Regions from separate parts of the Homo sapiens genome. Here regions 1 and 3 are each linked to region 2. The links are chromatin contacts, found by Hi-C or POLR2A ChIA-PET in ENCODE. All regions are on one chromosome and are shown on one strand. Each heading gives the region's core, a stretch centred on a gene start or an enhancer-like site at or near the end of the contact. The rest is flanking DNA. Distances are from core to core; before and after follow the strand shown. Region 1 holds the start of SUGP1 (SURP and G-patch domain containing 1). Region 2 holds the start of KLHL26 (kelch like family member 26). Region 3 holds the start of GATAD2A (GATA zinc finger domain containing 2A).

Evidence for each region. A loop is a pair of places that touch in the nucleus more often than their neighbours do. ChIA-PET counts read pairs that join two places held with the same protein, here RNA polymerase II (POLR2A). Pooled maps may share reads with other maps.
Region 1: a map of CD8-positive, alpha-beta T cell shows a loop between it and region 2 (7-fold over the local background). The contact joins the promoter of SUGP1 here to the promoter of KLHL26 in region 2. A Hi-C loop is called at or near these places in 2 of 168 maps with a recorded cell type or tissue (CD8-positive, alpha-beta T cell and gastrocnemius medialis), 1 of 37 single-sample maps with no recorded cell type and 9 of 50 pooled maps.
Region 3: a loop to region 2 is called in a map of naive thymus-derived CD4-positive, alpha-beta T cell, with 10 times the contacts of the local background. The contact joins the promoter of GATAD2A here to the promoter of KLHL26 in region 2. A Hi-C loop is called at or near these places in 1 of 168 maps with a recorded cell type or tissue (naive thymus-derived CD4-positive, alpha-beta T cell), 1 of 37 single-sample maps with no recorded cell type and 7 of 50 pooled maps. POLR2A ChIA-PET finds 5 or more read pairs at or near these places in 1 of 52 experiments (GM10248).

Annotation. Positions count from the first base shown.
Region 1 is chr19:19,318,415-19,321,758 of GRCh38, forward strand. SUGP1 (SURP and G-patch domain containing 1) reads right to left here and starts at 2,095. Exons shown (of 14, transcript NM_172231.4): 1 at 2,049-2,095. The coding sequence starts at 2,082. It overlaps MAU2 (MAU2 sister chromatid cohesion factor), which reads left to right and starts at 2,415. Exons shown (of 19, transcript NM_015329.4): 1 at 2,415-2,721. The coding sequence starts at 2,446. RefSeq lists enhancers at 1,963-2,012, 2,033-2,522, 2,231-3,202 and a silencer at 2,574-2,795.
Region 2 is chr19:18,635,134-18,638,300 of GRCh38, forward strand. It overlaps KLHL26 (kelch like family member 26), which reads left to right and starts at 1,895. Exons shown (of 3, transcript NM_018316.3): 1 at 1,895-2,004. The coding sequence starts at 1,922. RefSeq lists silencers at 1,040-1,229, 1,270-1,349, 1,360-1,519, 1,570-2,079 and enhancers at 1,566-1,860, 1,819-2,333, 2,334-2,848.
Region 3 is chr19:19,404,138-19,407,369 of GRCh38, forward strand. It overlaps GATAD2A (GATA zinc finger domain containing 2A), which reads left to right and starts at 1,538. Exons shown (of 12, transcript NM_001384528.1): 1 at 1,538-1,882. RefSeq lists enhancers at 694-1,602, 1,040-1,099, 1,603-2,509 and silencers at 1,220-1,769, 2,330-2,409.

The DNA of each region.
Region 1 (3,344 bases), core at 845-3,344, 680 kb after region 2:
CAGCCGTTTTTTTTGTTTTGTTTTGTTTTTTTGAGACAGGGTCTCGCTGAGTTGCCCAGGCAGGAGTGCAGTTGCATGATCGTAGCTCACTGCATCCTCAAACTCCTGGGCTCTAGAGATTCTCCCACCTCAGCCACCCGAGTGGCTAGGACTACAGGCACACTCTACCAGGCCTAGCTATTTTCTTTTATTTTTTGTAGAGACAGGTTCTTGCTATGTTCCCCAGGCTAATCTTGAACTCCTGTCCTCAAGGGAGCCTCCCATTTAAGCCTCCCAAAATGCTGAGATTTTAGGCATGGATCACCACACCTAGCCAATATCCACAGGGTCGTTTTATTTTCATCCTGGCTACTAGGTAATCATTCTGGCCAGAGAATCCACAGGCAACAAGACCAGGGAGGCTCACTGGCTCCAAGCAACAGACAATGATGTCTTCAGACTAGGGTGATAGTATGGAGACAGGGAAGACACCTCAGAGGTTCCCCATGGGACTCAGAATAAAATCCAAATTTTAAAAGTCTGAGCCGGGCATGGTGACTCACACCTGTAATCCCAGCACCTGGGAGGCTGAAGCAGGCAGATCACTTGAGGTCAGGAGATCGAGACCAGCCTGGCCAACATGGTGATACCCCGTCTCTACTAAAAATACACAAAAACACTGGCCAGGTGCGGTGGCCGGCGCCTGTAATCCCAGCTACTCAGGAGGCTGAGGCAGAAGAATGGCTTGAACCCGGGAGGTAGAGGTTGCAGTCAGCCGACATCGTGCCACTGCACTCCAGCCTGGGCGACAGAGCGAAACTCCGCTTCAACAAAAAGAAAAAAAGAATTCTAAAAGGCCATTTTCAAGGCCCCGCCAGATGGTTCCCCTCCCTTCTGCTTCATCCTTGACATTCTTCAAAAGGACAAGCCCATCCTACCAGGGCCTCTGCATTTACTGGCCCCCCTCTGTGTGGAAGGCTCCACCCTCCAGGGATTCCCATAGCTGGCATTCATTGTCTTAACTCAAATGTCCTCTGCTTGAAAAGGCCTTTCCCTGGGCCAGGTGTGGTGGCTCACACCTTTACGTAACCCCAGCACTTTAAGAGGCTGAGATGGGAGGATCGCTTGAGCCTAGGAATTCCAGACCTGCATGGGAAACGTGGCAACACAAAAAACACACAAATTCGCTGTGTGGTGGCGCGCATCTGTGGTCTCAGCTACTAGGGAGGCTGAGGTGGGAGGATCACCTGAACCCAGGGAGCCACAGTGAGCCACTGCACTACAGCCTGGGCGACAAAGTGAGACCCTGTCTCAAAAAAAAAAAAAAAAAAAAAAAGAAAGAAAGAAAGAAAAGGTCTTTCCTGACTACCCAATATCAGAAGCCTCCACTCTGATCATATCATACGTAACCTCACATCATACGTAAGTTTTTGTAAATATTTTCTCATTAATGCACTGACACCCCAGTAGAAAGCAACCTCCAGGAAGGCAGGGCCCTGTTTCGGTCACCGCTGCATGCGTAGCGCCCAGCACACTGCTTGGCACACAGTGAGCACGCCCTAAGTATCTGCTGATGGGTAAATGCATTCTATTCTGGGGAAGCAGAAAGGCCAAGGCTTGCAGCAAAGTGAGGGTCAAAAGACGCGGGAAAGTGTGTCAAGGGAGCCTCAAAGCACTTCGGAAAAGCAGCTTTTCCAGAAAGCGGGACACAGGCCAGAGGCCAGCTGCGACGAAAAGAGGGGTGCAGGGACAGCCCAAGGTTGTCGCCGTATTGGGGAACGGAGGTTGGAGCAGCCCTGAAGGCGGTTGTTTCGGAAACGGGACGCAGGGCCGAGCCGGGTGGCGGCCTCTACGGAGATCCGTGCGTCCTCAGCAAACCAAGCGGGGGCGGCCAGCAACCTGGGTCTGGGGTCTCGAGAAACCAAGAGGTGCAGAAGCCGACGCTGTGGGCTGCCCCGGGGCTGAAGCGAGGGATCCACGGGTCGCAGCAGGACGGACCCGAGGAGTCAGGGGAGACACCTAGCCCCAGGGACCCAGGCGGCCGCCTGAGAGGAGGCGGGGGCTGTTACCTGCAACATCCCGGTTGTCCATCTTGAGACTCATCCAATCCCACAATGCTCCGGCGCCCCTTAAGGGGCCCTGTTATAGTGTGCATCGCCTGATGGGAGATGTAGTCCGCCTCGGTCAGACTCGCCCTATTACTGCGTGAACGACTGGGTTTTTTTTTTTTTAACCTCCAGAAACGGAAGCCTCAGCCTATCAGCGATGCCTAAGTCCCAGTCACGATAACCAAACGGCGTCGCCCTTTTACACCTTCCCGGAGCGGCAGTCATCCCAAATACAAACTACATGTTCCAGGATGCTTTGGGCGGCAGATCTCGCGGAAGCCGCGAGGAGAGCCCGGCCCCGTCTCGCGCGCCTGCTTCCGCCTCCCTGTGGCGGCGGCTTGTTGTTGTGGAGGCCAAAATGGCGGCTCAGGCGGCGGCAGCGGCCCAGGCGGCGGCGGCCCAGGCTGCGCAGGCCGAGGCGGCCGACTCGTGGTACCTGGCGCTTCTGGGCTTCGCTGAGCACTTCCGCACTTCCAGCCCGCCCAAAATCCGCCTGTGCGTGCACTGCCTGCAGGCCGTGTTCCCCTTCAAGCCGCCGCAGCGCATCGAGGCCCGTACACACCTGCAGCTGGGCTCCGTTCTCTATCACCACACCAAGAACAGCGAGCAGGCGCGCAGCCACCTGGAGAAGGCGGTGAGCGCGGGCCGGGCCGCGAGGGAGGAGTCGCGGGCTCCTTGCAAGATCTGGGCTGACGGGTCGCGACCGCGGCGGGTGGGGGGCCGCTCCTCGGCGACCTGGGGGCGCGACCTCCGTCAAAGCCGCAGGACCCCCACCCGCCTCTGCCGGACCCCAAAGCCACCAGCCTCTCAAGGGACACGAAAGCCTCGCCCCCCACGCCTTATTTCCCGTTTCTGGTGACAGGGCTCCAGGAGCCCCGTCACCGTACTCTGAAAGTTGCCTGTTATTGGGAGCAACAGGATCCGCAAATCGTCTGGTTTTCAGGAGGATCCCACCTGTTGGTGGCGATGGGGACATCACAGGGTCCTGAAGCTATTAGCTCCTCCTGGTTCAGCTTCCGGAGCATCAGCCCCAAACGCTTCCACCTAAAGTGACTTGGGGTAGGGGTTGGCGAAGGCGAGACCCCTGGCATTCTCCCGGGAATCTGAAGTCTGGTCTCTCAGGAACCTGGAAGGGCATGATTCTCCTTGGACACAGAAGTTTGGTAATCGTGGTTTTTGGAGGGTCTTGTGCCCCCATCAATAATGCCTGGTGTCGTACGAGGGAAGCTGAGACCCGGAGTCTGGAGTTGGTCATTT
Region 2 (3,167 bases), core at 645-3,144:
TGTGTGTGTGTGCAGAGCTTGCCGGAACGTGAGCTGTTCATGCACGCGTGCATTCAACATTTGCAGAGTGCTTACTGTGTATTGGAGATGCCAGCAGTTCCCTTCAGCACTTGGTATCTGTCAGCTTGCACAGGGTCATCTGAGAGCATTTTGTGTAACGATTGAGCACGTATTGTTGTATCAGGCCCTCTGTTGGAGATGCTGGTTGAGTGCGGTCCAACCTGCAGGAGTCCACTCAAGCAGGCCCCTTCCTTCCTCCTATGGGGTCTCCAGCCCCATAGCCACCTCCTTCTTCCAGCACTGACGGGAAAGAAGGCTTTGAGCTCCTTCTGGATCACTGCTTTCTGCCCAAGACTGCACAAGTCAGAGTTTTCTGACTTGGAGGTTAAAAGAATAAATGAGCTCCAAGCTACAGAGGGGATCCTGGGAGCCTGGAGCTTACCAGAGATGGGGGGTGAGGGGTGCCCCCAAAAGGTCTAGATGCTTCATAGACGCCTATAGATGCAGGACTTTGAGCCCTGGCTGAGGGTCAGTGTGTTGGGAGGGCTGGTGCTTGGGGATCTGAGGGTGTTGGGTCCGGTGGAATGGACTTTGGGAGTGTAAGGTTTGAAGGATCTGTGGGCAGGGATTTGGGGGAGTGGGAGATGAGTTTTGAGTAGAGAATGGGAGATAATTGGATGTGCAGGGTTTTAGAGTATGAGAAACCAGAATTGGTGTATGAAGCAGGTGGTGGGAACCTAAGGCCAGATGATTGGGGTCTCAGGGTGGAGGCTCTGAAGAGGGTATGTCAGGGGAGGGTGGGGAACCATGAGGGGCTGGAAGTCTGAGGCCTGGGCATGGGTGAGTTTCGCCCCTGAGAGAGGCCTGGGAAGGAGGTAAGACTGGAGTCGGGGTGTGCAGGGTGGGGAGAGGGAGGGTGTGGTTCTCAGAGCTTAGAGACCCATTTCTCCATGCTCCATCTCACCCTCCCTCCCACCCTACCTATAACTCACTTCCCTGTGGCTCCAACGCCTCAAAGTATAACCACGCCCAGCCAACGCCCGGGGCACGCCTGCCAGCGCCCCAGGGCACTCACAGACACTCCTTAACACCTGCACGTGCCCCGCCCCTCCTCAGATCCGCCGCTCACTTAGCCCGGCCCCACCCCCATCAGATGAGGCTCCGCCCCCCCGGCCCCGCCAATCCCTCGCCCCCTCCACGCACACACCCCTGATCTTCCCCGCCCTCCTTCCAACCAGACTCCACCCCTCGCCCAGGCCCCGCCCTTCCTCAGACCAGGCCCTCTCTTCGCTTGACCACATCCATCCCCAGATTCCTCCTCTCTCCTGCCCAGACCCGCCCAACCTCAGACCCATCTTCTCCTTTCTACCTCCCCGACCACTCCCCCACCGCATTCCTAACCTCCACCTTGTCCCTTCTCACACCTGGCCCCGCCCTTTATCCTGCGCCCCGCCTCCTCCGCAGGCCGGACCCTTGTCCCTCCTCCTCTTGCCCTGGGCCTGCCCCTTCTTCAGACCCCGCCCCACTCCTCAGCCCAGGGACCAACCCCATCCTGCGCCTACTTGTCCTGCTTCGCCCCGTCCCCACCTATCCACAGACAATACGCCCTCTCAGCCCAGAACCGCTTCCCTTTCAGACTTGGTTCCGCCCCTCACGCCAGGGTCCCGCCCCAATCCGGCACCCCTAGCCCAGGCCCCGCCCTGGACCCACCTCTCTGCATAGCAGGCCCCTCCCTTTATCCCAGACCCGCCCCGGCCCTCCGTAGACCACGCCCCTCCGATTCCGGGCCCGCCCCAATCCTTGGTTTCTGGTCCCGGCCCCGCCCCTCCGCAGACCTGGCCCCGCCCCGCCCCCCGCGTCTCGGTTTCCCGGGCCTGCGCGCGCGGCTCCCGTCACTCGAACGCGCGACGGCGGGGGGAAGATGGCGGAGTCCGGCGGTAGCAGCGGTGGTGCTGGTGGCGGCGGCGCTTTCGGCGCGGGCCCGGGCCCCGAGCGCCCGAACAGGTGAGACCCGGCCCGCAGGATAGACCTGCACCTGTCTTGGAGCCCAGGAAACCTGTGGGCAGTCTTGGGCGTCCTGAGGGGTTGAGGGGAGGCCTGGCACGGCTCGAGGGTCTTTCGCTGAGAATTTGGACTTTACGGGGCCGTGGGGTACTGGAGGAGCCGAGGGCTACTGAGGGGGTGGCTGGAGGGGGGCTGGGTGCCCCAGGACCTCGAGGCGTCTGCAGGCGGCCCTAGGGACCTGAGAATCCTGGGGGTCTGAAGGGAAACCGAGGGGCTCTTGACTGTGGTGGGCCGTGGGGCAACTGGGGATGCCAAAGGGCCTGGGCAGCAGAGAGGGCCTGAGCAGGGGCCATGCCATGGCCAGTCTGAGGGTGGTGAGGTGTCTTGGGGGCTCTGAGGAAGGGGCTAAGGCCCAAGGCATCCTGGGAGGTGCTGAAGGGCCCCAAGGTGGCTAAAGGTGGTCCTGAGAGCGTGCTGAGGGGCGCTGGAAGGAGTAGAGACTGTGGGAGGCTCTGGGTGGGGGACTTAGGTGAATCTGGGAGTCTGAGATGGGGAGGCTGAGGGGGCCTGGGGTGGGTCTAGGGAACCTGAGGGGGGTGAGAGAACTCCAGGGGGTTTATAAAGAACATACAGAGGGTTCTTCTTTGGGGCTCCTCCCTTCCATCCCCATGGGGTCCAAATCCACATCCCCAACAGGCTAAAGGACTTACAGAAAGGTCTTGCCCTCAGACAAGGGGACAGAATTCACCCCTTTGGTCAGAGGGAGGCCCCCTTTCCCCATGGCCCAGTCCTGACATGGATTGCTTGAACGTCCAGGTTTGCATGACAATTAGTTATCATCAATAACTAATGATATGTGTGTGCATGCATTGTATTGGATTGTCAGAGGGAAAGAACACCTGCCTTAGGAGTGTGATCTCCTGCTCTTTTCCTATTGGGCAAAGCCAGACCCTCCCACCCCAGCTCCTCCTCTAGCCCAGCACCCAGGTCAGGCCAAGGAGGAAATTCAGGCTTTTTCTTGCTGGTGAGCTTCCAGGAGCCAGTAATTTCAGGCAACATGATAAATGATGAAGTTGTTTGATACTTACGTGCTGTGGAGTTTTGGACCTGTGGGCTGATTGTTGGAGGGAATGGCCTGATGGCCTGGCTGTGTGATTTGGTAC
Region 3 (3,232 bases), core at 288-2,787, 770 kb after region 2:
GGGAGGTGTGAGGTGGCGGGGTGGAATAAACTACAAAAAGTTGACAATTGTATGTAGAACTCAACACAGAATTAGGAGCTTTTTTGAACTCTGTTTAAGGGGACATACAGCAGAAAAACAATTTTTTTTTTTTTTAGAAAAACAATTTTGTAAAATTTGTTCTACATGAAGTGTTTTTCAGGTTTGCGGTTGAGACCCAATTATTCTTGGGCGTTACATTGATTTTCTTTTCAAATGAAGTAGAATAGAAATAACAGTACAGGCTGGGTGCAGTGGCTTATGCCTGTAATCCCAGCATTTTGGGAGGCCGATGCGAACAGATCACGACATCAGGAGATGGAGACCATCCTGGCCAAGATGGTGAAACCCCGTCTCTACTAAAATACAAAAAAAAAATTGCCGGGTGTGATGGAACGCGCCTGTAATCCCAGCTACTGGGGAGGCTGAGGCAGGGGAATCCGTGAACCTGGGAAGTGGAGGTTGCAGTGAGCCGAGATAGCGCCACTGCACCACTCCAGCCTGGCGACAGAGCAAGACTCTGTCTCCAAAAAAAAGAAAAAAGAAAACAGTACGTTGCATGTGGTAAATTTATGTTTGGTGAAACTTTTGTTTCAGTTGTACATATAGATTTATTAGGGTATGCGATAAAGCATGTCACCACCACTCTTCAGGAGTCTAGGTGTCTCATCAGGAATCGTTTGTTTTAAAACAACATGAAAAGAGGCGGTTTTGGGGATTCCTCAGAACCTGATTTTGGTATTGAGAGCCTTCTTGTGGTAGATTTTCCATGAACTTGATATTTTCCCTATTGAAATTGTATTTCGCTTTATGTAGTTTAACATCTCCAAAGTCCATTCTCTTTCAGGCTTTCATTCTGTCTCCTGTGTTTCCTCCTTGTTACTGGAGAGGGAGGGGTGCAGATTTGCTTTCTTGAGGGGTTTTCACCTTCTCCCTGAGGCACGAGGGCAGATTGGGAGGTAACTGGAGAGGGAGAGCAGTCGTCCCCAAGTGTCTTGAGGTGGGTGGGTCTGGAGCTTTCTTTGTAGAATTCTGTTCACTGCACTGGAGAAGTGATCGTTCAGCCGATCCACACCCCGCCCTCCCCACAGACACCGGGGCCGAAGTTCCCAGAGAAGAGCTTCCGCGTGACGACCCCGCGGGGGTGACATTCTAACCCGCGTTTCAGAGGCAACCCTGAGTTGCTTGAGGTCGCCCAGCTCAGCTGGCGCGAGGTCAGCAGTGAGCGCGTCGTGAGTCAGCCTTGGGTGCGGCCCGCCCGGCTTTGCCGCCGGTGAGTTGGCCACGACCCTTCGGCCTGCGGAGGGCGCTGGGACTCGGCGGGGAGGGAGCCAGCCGGAGCCCGCGTGGGAAACCAGCGCGCCCAACGAGGTGTCGCGTGGGAGCGCGCCGGAGAGGGGCGGTGCTTCCGGGGCGGTACCGTCCGGCCCCGCCCCCTCAACTCAGGGGCCCGCCTTCTACGCCTGGAACCCCGCCCACGAGCTCCTCCCTTCTCGTCAGGCCCCGCCCCTCGGTCGCCACGCCCCGCCCAGCCGGGCGCGGGCGGGCGGCGTCGCCTTTAAGAGCTCCCCGGTGTTTTGGGGGCCGCGGGCCGGGCGCGCTGACCTGGTGCGCATGTCCCGGGCGGTGACGCCGGCGCCGGGCTCCATGTGTGCGGCCGAGGGGCGCATTATCTGGCCGGCGGCGCGGGCGGGCGGGCGGACCGGCGCAGCGAGCGCCGCGGGCCCGGGCGGCCCCACAGGCGGAACGAGCGCGCGCGGCCCGGCGTCCCCGGCCCCTCCGCCGCCCGGCCCCGCGGGCGACCCCGGACCAGCAGCCCCCGTAACCTGCGCGCTGCCCTAGGGCCCGGCCGACCCGCGGCCCGGTAAGTTCTGGACCAAACTTGGCGGGGGGCGGGGGCTGGGGACGCACGGCTGAGACTGGAGCGGCGCGGGCCGCGCAGGGTCGGGGCCTCGGGGGGCTCTGAAGGACCCCTGCATGAGCGTGGAAAAGTGAGAGCGAGCGAGTTCTACTCCTTGTATTCTGGGAGCGTCTTCTTGCGCTGCCCTGGAAAGTTCCTTGCCCCGAGGCGGCCCGGGCACGTGGGGGCCGGGCGGGGGTCCCGGAAAGTCGCGGCGTCGCCCCGCTTCCGTCCTGCGCTTCCTGCGGGGTCGGGGGAAGGGCTGGGCCGCGAGGCGCCTCTTCCGAGTGGTCGGGACGGGTGGAGGCGGCGGGAAGACGGCACGTGGGCGCGCGGGGCGGGGGTCCCGCTCAGGGGCGGGGGTCCGGGGCGGGTTGGGCAGCAACGCTGAACCCCGCGGCGGCGGCGGCGGCGGCGGCGGCGGATCCCGTGTCAGAATAAGAGTCCCCGCGCGCCCACGCCTGGAGGGCCGGCCCTCCCCCAGCTCGCGCCCTTCCTGCCTAACCCCCGGGAGCCGCGGGACCCTTTCCCCTCTCTGATCTCCGGCCTTTCTCAAGGCCCGACACTTTAAATTTGCCTCCCCATCTAGGCGGTGGCTCCATTGATTTCTTTTTTCCCACCTAGAGTGGGTCGGCATCAGTGACTAGACAGCAGCAGCTGGCCTTTTAAAGGGATTATTGCCAAGAATCGGAATTGATCACTTCAACAAGGAAAGGCTTATGGGCAGGGCCCAGGCTGAGAGCCTGACGGACACTTGGATTGTGCGCACACTGGGACCCAGAAATGAATGGTGACCCCTCCCTTAGGAAGTGAATGACAACCCTTAGGTGCGTGTTTCTGCCCTGAGAATTTTGCACAGGGCAAAATTTTGTAGGTCTGACTTAACGTCTTTAGGTGTATAGTTCATCCTTATCTTAAGAGCTGTGGATTCTTTAGATCAAAGTCCGAGTGAGTCACTTGAGCCTTTAATTTTCTTTCTTCCTACCAGTTTACTTCTTTCAGTTTTCTTGGAGTACATAGTGCTGGTTACATCTCTGGTTCTGTGTGCCCATTCACACAGTGACACCTCCTGGCTGTGGCAGCACAGAAACTGAGAGCCCTCTGTGCGGGTGTCTCAGTCTTGGACTGTAGTCCTGTTGACTGACTTAACTCTTCTGGTAGTCGTTACAAGTTTTCTTTTAAACTAGATTACATGAAATAATGTTTGTTGGCACCAGTTTGTTAACATATGCTAAGCAGTAGTTTGTCAGACCTGACCACAAGCTGTGGAGGGCTGATAGCTCATACTAGCCCTCGGGTTTGAGTGCCTACTGT